Regions from separate parts of the Homo sapiens genome. Here region 1 is linked to region 2. Evidence: read pairs that join two places in POLR2A ChIA-PET (ENCODE). Cell type or tissue: endothelial cell of umbilical vein. All regions are shown on one strand. Each heading gives the region's core, and the rest is flanking DNA. Links, peaks and the distances in the headings are about the cores only. Region 1 overlaps KDM4B (lysine demethylase 4B). Region 2 overlaps PTPRS (protein tyrosine phosphatase receptor type S).

The links. ChIA-PET counts read pairs that join two places held together with the same protein. Peaks named below come from ENCODE experiments on the same cell type or tissue, not always from the same donor. Only the 100,000 strongest peaks of a DNase experiment are listed, where the experiment ranks them.
Region 1: POLR2A ChIA-PET joins it to region 2 with 5 read pairs; 5 of 35 experiments call an interaction of 5 or more read pairs at or near these places.

What each region holds. Positions count from the first base shown.
Region 1 is chr19:5,143,897-5,149,263 of GRCh38, forward strand. It overlaps KDM4B (lysine demethylase 4B), which reads left to right. Exons shown (of 23, transcript NM_015015.3): 19 at 71-256; 20 at 352-516; 21 at 887-1,006. Among named protein-coding and RNA genes, the nearest start is that of PTPRS-AS1, 31 kb to the right of the region's middle. In endothelial cell of umbilical vein, for the core only: no CTCF peak of the experiment used is centred there; no DNase peak of the experiment used is centred there.
Region 2 is chr19:5,305,904-5,311,270 of GRCh38, forward strand. The region is part of intron 1 of PTPRS (protein tyrosine phosphatase receptor type S); the gene reads right to left. Among named protein-coding and RNA genes, the nearest start is that of PTPRS, 32 kb to the right of the region's middle. In endothelial cell of umbilical vein, for the core only: no CTCF peak of the experiment used is centred there; DNase peaks (open chromatin) are centred at 2,948 and 3,268; H3K4me3 peaks cover 183 bases; H3K27ac peaks cover 293 bases.

The DNA of each region.
Region 1 (5,367 bases), core at 50-5,049, 160 kb before region 2:
CCGGGGACTCCGTTCCAGGGTCCCTAGGGAAGCTCGAGCCCCATGCCCCTGCCTGTGTCCCCATCCCCAGAAATGCGTGTACTGCCGGAAGCGGATGAAGAAGGTGTCAGGTGCCTGTATCCAGTGCTCCTACGAGCACTGCTCCACGTCCTTCCACGTGACCTGCGCCCACGCCGCAGGCGTGCTCATGGAGCCGGACGACTGGCCCTATGTGGTCTCCATCACCTGCCTCAAGCACAAGTCGGGGGGTCACGCTGTGAGTGCCTGCCCGCCTCCTTGCCCCCAGCCCCTGGCTCCCGCCCCCACCGACACCCGCGCTGACCGCCCCCCACACCCTCCGCACCCTCCCAGGTCCAACTCCTGAGGGCCGTGTCCCTAGGCCAGGTGGTCATCACCAAGAACCGCAACGGGCTGTACTACCGCTGTCGCGTCATCGGTGCCGCCTCGCAGACCTGCTACGAAGTGAACTTCGACGATGGCTCCTACAGCGACAACCTGTACCCTGAGAGCATCACGGTGAGCTGTGGGGTGGGGCAGGGGGCGGGGGGAGGCTGGGAGCACAGCGACAACCTGTACCCTGAGAGCATCACGGTGAGCTGTGGGGGTGGGCGGGGGGAAGCTAGGAGTGGCCTGACTCCAGATCCCTTCATGGGGTCCCCTTGTCCTCAGGGCCCCAGGCCCCTTCAGGAAAAGCACCGCTCACTGTTCAGCAGAAAGCGACCCGCAGCCAGGGCTCTGCACCGCCCCGCTACCCCGGGCCCCCGCAGCCAGCTTTGGGGCTTCAGGCAGAGAACCTCACTTGCCAGCGCGGAGAGGGTCTAAAACCCAGCGACAGCCCCCAGCGTAGTGTGGCCAGGACCTCACCTCCCACCTCTTCTCCCTGCAGAGTAGGGACTGTGTCCAGCTGGGACCCCCTTCCGAGGGGGAGCTGGTGGAGCTCCGGTGGACTGACGGCAACCTCTACAAGGCCAAGTTCATCTCCTCCGTCACCAGCCACATCTACCAGGTAAGCGGGGGATCTGGCAGCCGCGCCATGCCTTCACCAAGCTCTTCTTGTAGGTGCGGGGACAGGAGGATCACACCCCTGGCCCAGGTGCCTTTGCCTGGGGCACTGGCGGGTGTGGGCCATGGTTAGTGAGGCCCGCAGGACCCAGCTGAGCCTTGGCTCGCCTGCCTAAGTTAGAAGCACAGGGCTTGTTTGTTTTCAAAGCTAAAGGGGCCTCCACTCGGGTGACATTTCCCTTTGAGACACCTTCTCAATTTTTCTTAACATAAGTTCTCCCTTTCACCGTTTTGGAGTGTACAGCTCAGTACCCCTGGGTTTTTTTTTTTTTAATCAAATTGGTAGTGAGTTTCTTCTCATGACTGTGGAAGAGGAATTATTTAAAAGTGTGGAATCTTAGACCGGGCACGGTGGCTCACCCCTGTAATCCCAACATTTTGGGAGGCCGAGGCAGGTGGATCACTTGAGGTCAGGAGTTCAAGACCAGCCTGGCCAACATGGTGAAACCCTGTCTCTACTAAAAATACAAAAATTAGCTGGGCTTAGTGACAGGCACCTGTAGTCCCAGCTGCTCGGGAGGCTGAGGCAGGAGAATCGCTTGAACCCGGGAGGCAGAGTTTGCAGTGAGCCGAGATCACACCACTGCACTCCACACTCCAGCCTGGGTGACAGAGCGAGACTCAGCCTCAAAAAATTAATTAATTAATTAAATGAAATAAAAGCGTGGAATTTTAGGAGGAGAGCTGCCCATATCCCAGCAGCTAGAAGCGTCGCTCCCAAGCCTGGTGCCGCACTTCCCTTGAGCTCCCCTGGCTCGAGGCTCCCGGGAGGAGGCGACAGCTTGTCTCTTCCAGTCACATCTGCCCCATTTGAGGAGTGGAAACGAAGCCTCACTCAGAGTCACCTCGGGTCACGCGGCGGGTCAGTCGGTGACGTCCTGGCCTTAGCTCGCACCCCGAGCCCCAAGTTCTTTGTAAACATCGGAGTTCAGCTCTTTACCACGTCGGTTAAGGTGAAAACCCTAACCCCTGCGATGGTCCCGAGGCCGCATTAAGGAAAGGTCCCGCCCGCATCTCCCGCCAGACCTGAATGAACTGAAATGATCGAGTGTCACTGAGTGCCCAGGACCACCCCTACCCCCCGCCGTGCAGGCCGGCCCCGCCCGGTCACCACTCTCGGACCTGTCACTGAGCATCCAGGACCCCCACCCCCGGCCGTGCAGGCCGACCCCGCCCAGTCACCACTCTCAACCTGTCACTGAGCATCCAGGACCGCCTTGCCATGCAGGCCGGCCCCGCCCGGTCACTGCTCTCGGACCTGTCACTGAGCATCCAGGACCCCCCCCGCTCCGCCGTGCAGGCCGGCCCCGCCCAGTCACCACTCTCGACCTGTCACTGAGCATCCAGGACCTCCTTGCCATGCAGGCTGGCCCCACCCGGTCACCACTCTCGGACCTTGCAGGGTCTTCCCTGCTCCTTGAGAAGGGGGTGGTTTCGGGGACAAGCCATCCCCATGGCCAGCCCTGTGGGAGCTACCACCAATCTCCAGACACTGTCACTTCTGCTCAGCTCCAGCCTTCCCTGGGGGGAGGCTCAGGCAGCTCCTTGGACTTCCTGATTGTGTTAGGCTTAGACCAAGGGCAAGGTCGATTTGCACCCCTTAGCCCATCCCAGGCAGCAGCAAAAGAGAATAATCCCTGCTCAGCTCACCTGGCAGCTCTTCTCTCAGGTTATGAGTTTCAGGTGGGCTGGGCGCGGTGGTTCACACCTGTAATCCCAGCACTTTGGGAGGCCGAGGCAGGAGGATCACTTGAGGCTAAGAGTTCGAGACCAGCCTGGGCAACAAAGTGAGACCCCCCCCCCCCCCACAATCTCTACAAAAAATTTTAAAAATTAGCTGGGCATGGTAGTGTGCGCGTGTAGTCTCAGCTACTCGGGATGCTGAGGTGGGAGGATCGCTTGAACCCAGGAGGTCGAGGATGCAGTGAGCTGTAATTGAGCCACTGTACTCCAGCTTGGGTGACACTGAGACCCTGTCTCCAAAAAAAAAAAAAAAAAAAAAAACAAAAACTCTGCTGGGAAGCATTCTGGTGCATCTAGTACACGGCAGGATGGGTGGGGTCTGTGTGACAGTGACAACACCCTCCGCCTGCCCCGGGAGCCTCAGAGTCTGGCCCAGGCAGGTCGGACTGGACTCCGAGGAGGGGAGGTTGAGCCAGGACCTCTAGAACACCATGGAAGTTTACTCCAGAGATCAGGCTGAGCATGTGCCAGTCTCTCTCCCTCCCTCAAGAAACCTATGGAGATGATAGAAAACACACAAATAGATAAATAGCCATTTATAACGTACACAGAGCACAACTGTGGTGGAAAATGACAAGGGAGACTCAGGGTGGGTCTTGACAACATCCCACAGAAGAGGCGCTGACGCAGCCCCCACCCTGGTGGCGAAGGAAGTGCTCCCAGGATCATTGTCATGTCACCAGAGCCCAGGCAGGGCCAGCGTCAGGGGAGCTCACCTCAAGGAAGCCGAGCTAATGAGACAGTCAGAAATGAGATGATGCCAGCCAGGCGCGGGGGCTCATGCTGTGATCGCAGCACTGTGGGAGGCTGAGGTGGGCAGAGCGCTTGAGCACAGGGGTTCGAGACCAGCCTGGGCAACGCAGCAAAACCCTGTCTCTACAAAAAAACAAAATTAGCTGGGCATGGTGGCACGCACCTTTAGTCCCAGCTACTTGGGAAGCTGAGGTGGGAGGATCACTTGAGCCTGGGAGGTTGAGGATTCAGTGATCCAAGATCGCGCCACTGCACTCCAACCCGGGTGATGAAACAAAGCCCTGTCTCAAAAAAAAAAAAAAAAAAAAGTCACATTTCCAGAGTGCTCGGGGCGGGGGGGCAGAGGCTGTGGAATCAGGAATGGGTGGTATCGGAAGCCAGCAAGCCACCGTGGAGTGCGCGCCTGCCTGCGAGGTGGCGGCAGGACCTCGATCACACAATCATGCAAACGCCCGCTGTGTGGTGGCCAAGGAGATGGGGCTGGAGCTGCCTGCCCCGAGGCCAAGGGCCTGGTCAGCGGGGCGGGTGGCTGGGGTGGGCCCAGGTGACAGCGAGGCCGAGTGGCTGAGACCCCCACATGCCAAGGCCCCAAGAGCCTCCCCGCCTGTCCGGAACACTTGGAACATGTTTCCCTCGCACGTGACCCCTCGAGATGCTTCTGAGACGTGCCGGGCAAGACGTCACCACAGGGAGCCCGGGCCGAGGCGCACGCCTCTGATTTCCTGTAGCTGCAAGTATATCCAGTTTTCTCAAAATGTTAAAAAGCAAACGCCGCCTTCAGAACTCGCCCTGTGGAGACTCATAGTGAAAGCACGTTCCAGGGAGGCCACTGGGAGGAAATCAGCCTGAGTCTCCAGTCAGCCCCCAGTTCCCAAATGACCCAGGCACAGAAGTTTCCCTGGAGCCCACTTGGACCCGGCAGTGTGAGCGCCATCCTCCTAGGCGGTTCTGTGCTCCTGAGAATCTGGGGCGGATCTCTGCAGTCTTCCTGACCCAGAAACCTGAGCCAGTTTCCACTGAGTTTCTAGAACGCGCCTTCCCCTCCTGGCAAGGCTGCTTCTGTGCCTGACTGAATCACTGTGTGCCACGCCTGCCAGAAGCCGAGAGGCCGAGTCGGGGCCGGGGAGCTGGGGAAAGGCAGCAGGTGGGCCCTGGGACTCCTGCAGTGGGAGCTCTAAAACCCGCTGCTGCCCGTGGCAAAGCGGAGCCTCCAAAACCCGCTGCTGCCCTTGGCAAAGCGGAGCCTCCAAAACCCGCTGCTGCCCGTGGCAAAGCGGAGCCTGGCCACGCCGGGGGTGGAAATCGCTTTCCGGGGTGCTGGGGCTCCGACACTAGGACTCCTTCACCCAGACTCTCCTCACCGGACAGACGCTGGGAAGGGGCCTTCTCCCGGTGGCTTTCCTCTACAAATGAGATGGGTAGGACGGGGCAGAGGGTGGCACCCATGTCCTTGGTTCCCAGCAGGCTCCTCCACACATCCCCGAGAGATGTGTGCTGTCGTCCCAGGACACGGCCCAGAGGCAACCGGCCATCTGAGAGTCCACACTGGGCACTCCCAGCCCTGCTTCTCCCGCCGCCTGCGCCGGCCAAGAGGCATGTGGAACCCACAGCAGACACTTGCTCCAGGGCCTACGTCTGTCTCCATCCCCACCCATCCCTGGAGGAGTCACAGGGACCGGCAGGCTTGGCTGCCCCAAGGCAGGGTCTGTGCTCCCTTGGAGAGGGAGGTGCTGCGATCCCGGGCCCCCCCGCTGCACACTACGTGGGGCGTCTAGCCCCAGACACACTTCCGCGATGGTCTTACTGTGT
Region 2 (5,367 bases), core at 172-5,171:
CACTCCAGCCTGGGCGACAGAGCAAGACTCCGTCTCAAAAAAAAAAAAAAAAAAAAAAAAAAAAAAAGGGCGAATTCCTCATGCCTGGAACAGAGAGAACCAGCAGCACAATAGGTACAAATACTTGAGGAAGGGAGGGAGTCCCTCTAATGCTCCCCTGGAAGCAACCTCTGCCATTACCATCTATCTTTGTGTCTTTTTCTCATGAAGTTATTGATCAAAGGTAACTCTAGAATACAGGGTGATTTTTTTTTTTTTTGAGACGGAGTCTCACTCTGTCACCCAGGCTGGAGTACAGCGGCACAATCTCAGCTCACTGCAACCTCCGCTTCCTGGGTTCCAGTCATTCTCCTGCCTCAGCCTCCCGAGTAGCTGGGATCACAGGCGTGCGCCACCACGCCTGGCTAATTTTTGTATTTTTAGTAGAGACGGGGTTTCACCATGTTGGCCAGGCTGGTCTCATGCTCCTGACCTCAAGTGATACGCTGGCCTCGGCCTCCCAAAGTGCTGGGATTACAGGCATGAACTACCACACCTGGCCCAGGGTGATTTTTTTTTTGTATGTGAAAATGATATTCTGTTCGAATCATGGCTGTTCCTCACATGACTTGTAACTACTGAGCACACGCAGCCCAGGCCTCTTCTCGCCTGTGGTAGGATCTTCCGTGGCAAGGCTGTGCCTTGGGCGTTTATCACCCAATTCCCTGTGGACACTTCGGTTGCCTCCATTTTTTCCCAACCTCACCCAATGCCATGGTGAATCTCCATGCTGACATCTCCCAGGTCCCCTTGGGGAAGCATTTTTGTCTCTCACTGGTGTCCAGTGAAGGGCAGCTGGGGTGGAAGGTCGGGTTACAGCTTGTTCTAAACAAGCAGGTTCCCCTCCTACACAGTCGGAAATGAGTAGGTCCTAATAGTCCCCGAGGAGACAATTGGCTATTATCTTCCGAAGTTAAGTTTATACATTCCCTTTAGGCCTGATAACACCACCTCTAGAAATCTACCCGGCAGACACTTTCCCGTGAAATGACACGTGGAGAAAGTACTCACGGCAAAAGGCTTGAAGCAACCTGAATGTCTATCGATAGGAGATTGGTTAAGTAAAGAACAGTACAAGGGGGCCAGGCACAGTGGCTCACGCCTGCAATCCCAGCACTTTGGGAGGCTGAGGCAGGAAGATCACCTGAGGTCAAGAATTCGAGACCAGCCTGGCCAACATGGCAAAACTCTGTCTCTACTAAAAATACAAAAAAAATTAGCCAGGTGTGGTGGCCGGCACCTGTAATCCCAGCAACTCGGGATGCTGAGGCAGGAGAATTGCTTGAACTCAGGAGGCAGAGGCTATAGTGAGCTGAGATCATGCCATTGCACTCTAGCCTGGCCAATAAAAGCGAAACTCCATTTCAAAAATATAAATACATAAATGAATGAATGAATAAATAAATAAAAATAACAGTACAAGAGGTCAAATAATGATCGAAGAGATTAGTATCTTAGTGTTATGAGATCAGTATCTCTTAGTGTTATGAGATCAGTATCACAGCTGTGAAAAGGAATGAGAATACCAGATGTACAATTATAAAATTACTTTTAAGATACTATATTTTTAAGTGGGGGGGAAGAAAACAAGGTACAGAACAGCATGTAGAAGATGCTGCCATTTGGTTAAACAAGGGAATATAAATCCAGCCGCCTACTAAATGTTCACAGAAGATTTCTAGATAAACTGCGCTCTTCAAAACCGTAGCCACGAGCCGTATGTGGCTGTTTAAATTTAAACGGAATAAAATGGAATAAAATTTAAAATTCAGTTCCTCGGTTGCACTGGACACATTTCAAACGCTCAATAGCCACATTCGGCTCAGGGCGACTGTACCACGGTGCGTAGACGGAGACCATTTTTATCATCGCCATATCGGGGGCCAAATCCGGCCCACCGTTTGTTTTTATAAATAAAGCTTTATTGGCACATAGCCACGCCCACCAGTTTACGTGTTTGTCTATGGCTGCTTTCACGCTCCAATGGCGGGGTTGAGTAGTAGACAGAGATCATCCGGCCGGCAAAGCTGGAAAGATTTACAAGGTGGTCCTTTATGGAAAAACTCTACTGACCCTGTTCTGGGAAGAGACTGCTACTGGGGAAAGAGAGAGGGGAGAGGATCTGGAGATTCTCCACCATGCATTTTTCTCTGCATCCTCAATTGTATCCCATGTGTACGCATTCTCTGGCCAGAACAACATATTAAAAATAAAAGACGTGGTGTCACAGAGATGCCGATTTCTTCTCCTGCCAGCCACGCCCGGAGGGCCTGGTTCCCCTCGACGCTGCCACCCTGGATAATACCACACTTCAAACAGTTTTGCTAAATGGATGGGTGAGAAATGATATCTTGTTTTAATTTGCATCTCCTGGGCAGGAGATGGGAACTCTTTAACTATAGATAAATGCCCGTCTAATCATCCATCGTCCCCCCAGACTCCTTAAGGGCAAGGATTGTCTGCATCAGTCACTATAGTGTCCCCAGTCCCAGCATGGGGCCAAGCAAACAGCTGAAGCCCAGTACATCCACACGGAAGAGAGGGAATCAGGCCCAGGGCAGCAGCCACAGTGCAAGGCCTGGGCTAGTTGTGGCTGGTGGTGAGCATCGAGTGCCAAGCCAAGCTTCACCGACGCAGTCACAGGGGCAGACTCCATGCGGCAGAGGTGGCTGCCAGCCCCTCGGGGAACCTGCAGACTCACGTTCAGCAGTGGGGGAAGAGAGCAGGGTGGGCAGGGACCTGGCAGCCTTGGGGGTAGGGGAACTGTGGGCTCCAGGCGGGGAGAGAGATTATATATTCATCAGAATCTTAAACAAAAGCCCCGCAGCCGCCTGTCAGCCAGGCTATGGCTTTTATGGTAATCAGCAATGAATTACCCACAATGCCTGGCCAAGCGCAAGTGGTTCTTGGCCCGGATCCTAAACTAATTTTTGTATGTTCGTGTGTATATAATTTTGCTCGCTCCCTCCCGTTCCTCTCCCTTCATTACCAGGAGCACGGGTGGGGTACGGGGCAGGGAGGCAAAAGGAACCCTGGGTGTAGAAGTGGAGGATGCTCACCAAGACCCCCTGGCCCTACAGCCTGCCTGGCACTAGGCCCTGGGCTCAGAGTGTGTGGAGGTGGGAGGTGAGTGCCAAGTGGGAACTGAGGGGAGCCTGGAAACCACCAAAAACTGGAGCTGGCAGCTCCGGGGGTGGAGAGAGAAGGGAGGAAGGGGGGGTTGGCTGGCTCTGGTGGTGAGCAGAGTGTGCAGGCCCCTTAGTGGGGTTGAGCCTGTGCCACGTGCTGTGTGGCCTTGGGCAAGTGCCTTAACCTCTCTGGGCTTCAGCCCCCTGGTCTGCAAATTAGACCTCCCTTCCTGTCCTAACCTCTAGCCCCATCCAGCCCCAAGTGTGTAGCCCACAGCCCCTCCCAGGGCCCTGTCTATGCAGGCCACTCTCTAAGTGCTTGACGCATATTAACTCGTTTTGTTGTGCCAGTTATTTATCTCAGATGGGGAAACTGAGGCTGAGGATAGGATGTGCCTTGTCCAGAGCCAATGGCTTGCTTGTAGCACCTGAAAACCCGCTATGGGCTAAGTCAGGAGCTGCCAACTCCATGTCTCCAGGGAGAACCAGCCCACCACTTCCTGGGAACCTCCGCAGGCGTCCTGCTAATGGGGGCGTTTCCATGCCTGCCTCTCTCACCATCTTCGCCACCTCAGCTCATCTTCTCCGTCTTTACCGATGTTCAGGACAGAGGCCTGGGAGTCGTTCTTGACTCATCTCAACCCTACCCTGCAGCCAACCACTTGGAGAAGCCAGCCAACCCTTCTGCAAAATCCTTCTAGAATACAACCCCTCCTCTGCCCCTGCCTGGTCCACCCCCATCATCCCTGGCCTGGATCTGTGCCGTCCCCTCTGCTCTGGTCCCCCAGCGTCTGCACTCATCCCCCACAGTCTGTCCTTTCTGCAACAGCCAGGGGTCGCCTGTGAACACGTCGGTCAGGGCTGGTTCCTCCTTTGCCCATAGCCCTCCCTGGCTCCCACCTCCCTCAGAGTAAACGCCCAAGTCCTCCTGGTGCCCCACAAGGGCCTGCACAACCTGCTCTGTCCTCTCCCTGCTCTCCCCTCCCCTCCTCCCCCTCCTCACTCTGCTCCAGCCACACAGGCCTCCTCGCTGTTCCTCCAACATGCCAGGTGCGGTCCTGCCTCAGGGCCTTTGCACGGGCTGTGCCCTCTGCCTGGAACACCCTCCCCTCAGATGTCAGCAAACATCATTCTCTTATTCCTGTTGGTCTTACTGAAATGTCACCTCTTCTGTGAGGCCTGTCTTGATTCTGTAGCTAAAACAGCCCCTCCCTGCCACCAACCAATTCCTCTAGCTTTTTTCTTTTCTTTTTTTTTTTTTTTTTGAGATGGAGTCTTACTCTATCACCCAGGCTGGACTGCAGTGGCGCAATCTCGGCTCACTACAACCTCCGCTTCCCCCGTTCAAGCAATTCTCCTGCCTCAGCCTACCGAGTAGCTGGGATTACAGGCGCCCACCACCATACCCAGCTAATTTTTGTATTTTTAGTAGAGACAGGGTTTCACCATGTTGGCCAGGCTGGTTTCAAACTCCTGACCTCAAGTGATCTGCCCACCTCGGCCTCCCAAAGTGCTAAAATTGCAGGCATGAGCCACTGCGCCTGGCCAACTTTATTTTTCTTAAAGGCATGGCATACAGTCAATCCTTAACACATATTTAATCTATTGGCTTTATGGCTTTTGTTTTTTGGGTGTTTCTTGTTTTTGTTTTTTGAGGCAGGGTCTCACTCTGTCACCCAGGCTGGAGTGCAGTGACGCAATCTCAGCTCACTGCAGCCTTGAACTCCTCAGCTCAAGTGATCCTCCCACCTCAGCCTCCTGAGTAGCTGGGACTATAGGCTTGTACCACCACACCCGGCTAATTTTTGTATTTTTATTTATTATTATTATTATGAAACCAAGTCTCACTTTGTCTCCAGACTGGCGTGCAGTGGCGTGATCTCACTGCAACCTCTGCCTCCCTGGTTCAAGCGATTCCCCTGCCTCAGCCTCCCGAGTAGCTGGGACTATAGGTGCATGCCACCACGCCCAGCTAATTTTTTTTATTTAAGTAGAGACGGGGTTTTACCCTGTTGGCCAGGATGGTCTCGATCTCCTGACCTCGTGATCCACCTGACTCGGCCTCCCGAAGTGCTGGGATTACAGGCATGAGCCACTGTGCCCAGCCTTTTGTATTTTTAGTAGAGATGAGATTTCACCATGTTGGCCAGGCTGGTCTCGAACTCCTGACCTCAGGCGATCTGCCCGTCTTGGCCTCCTA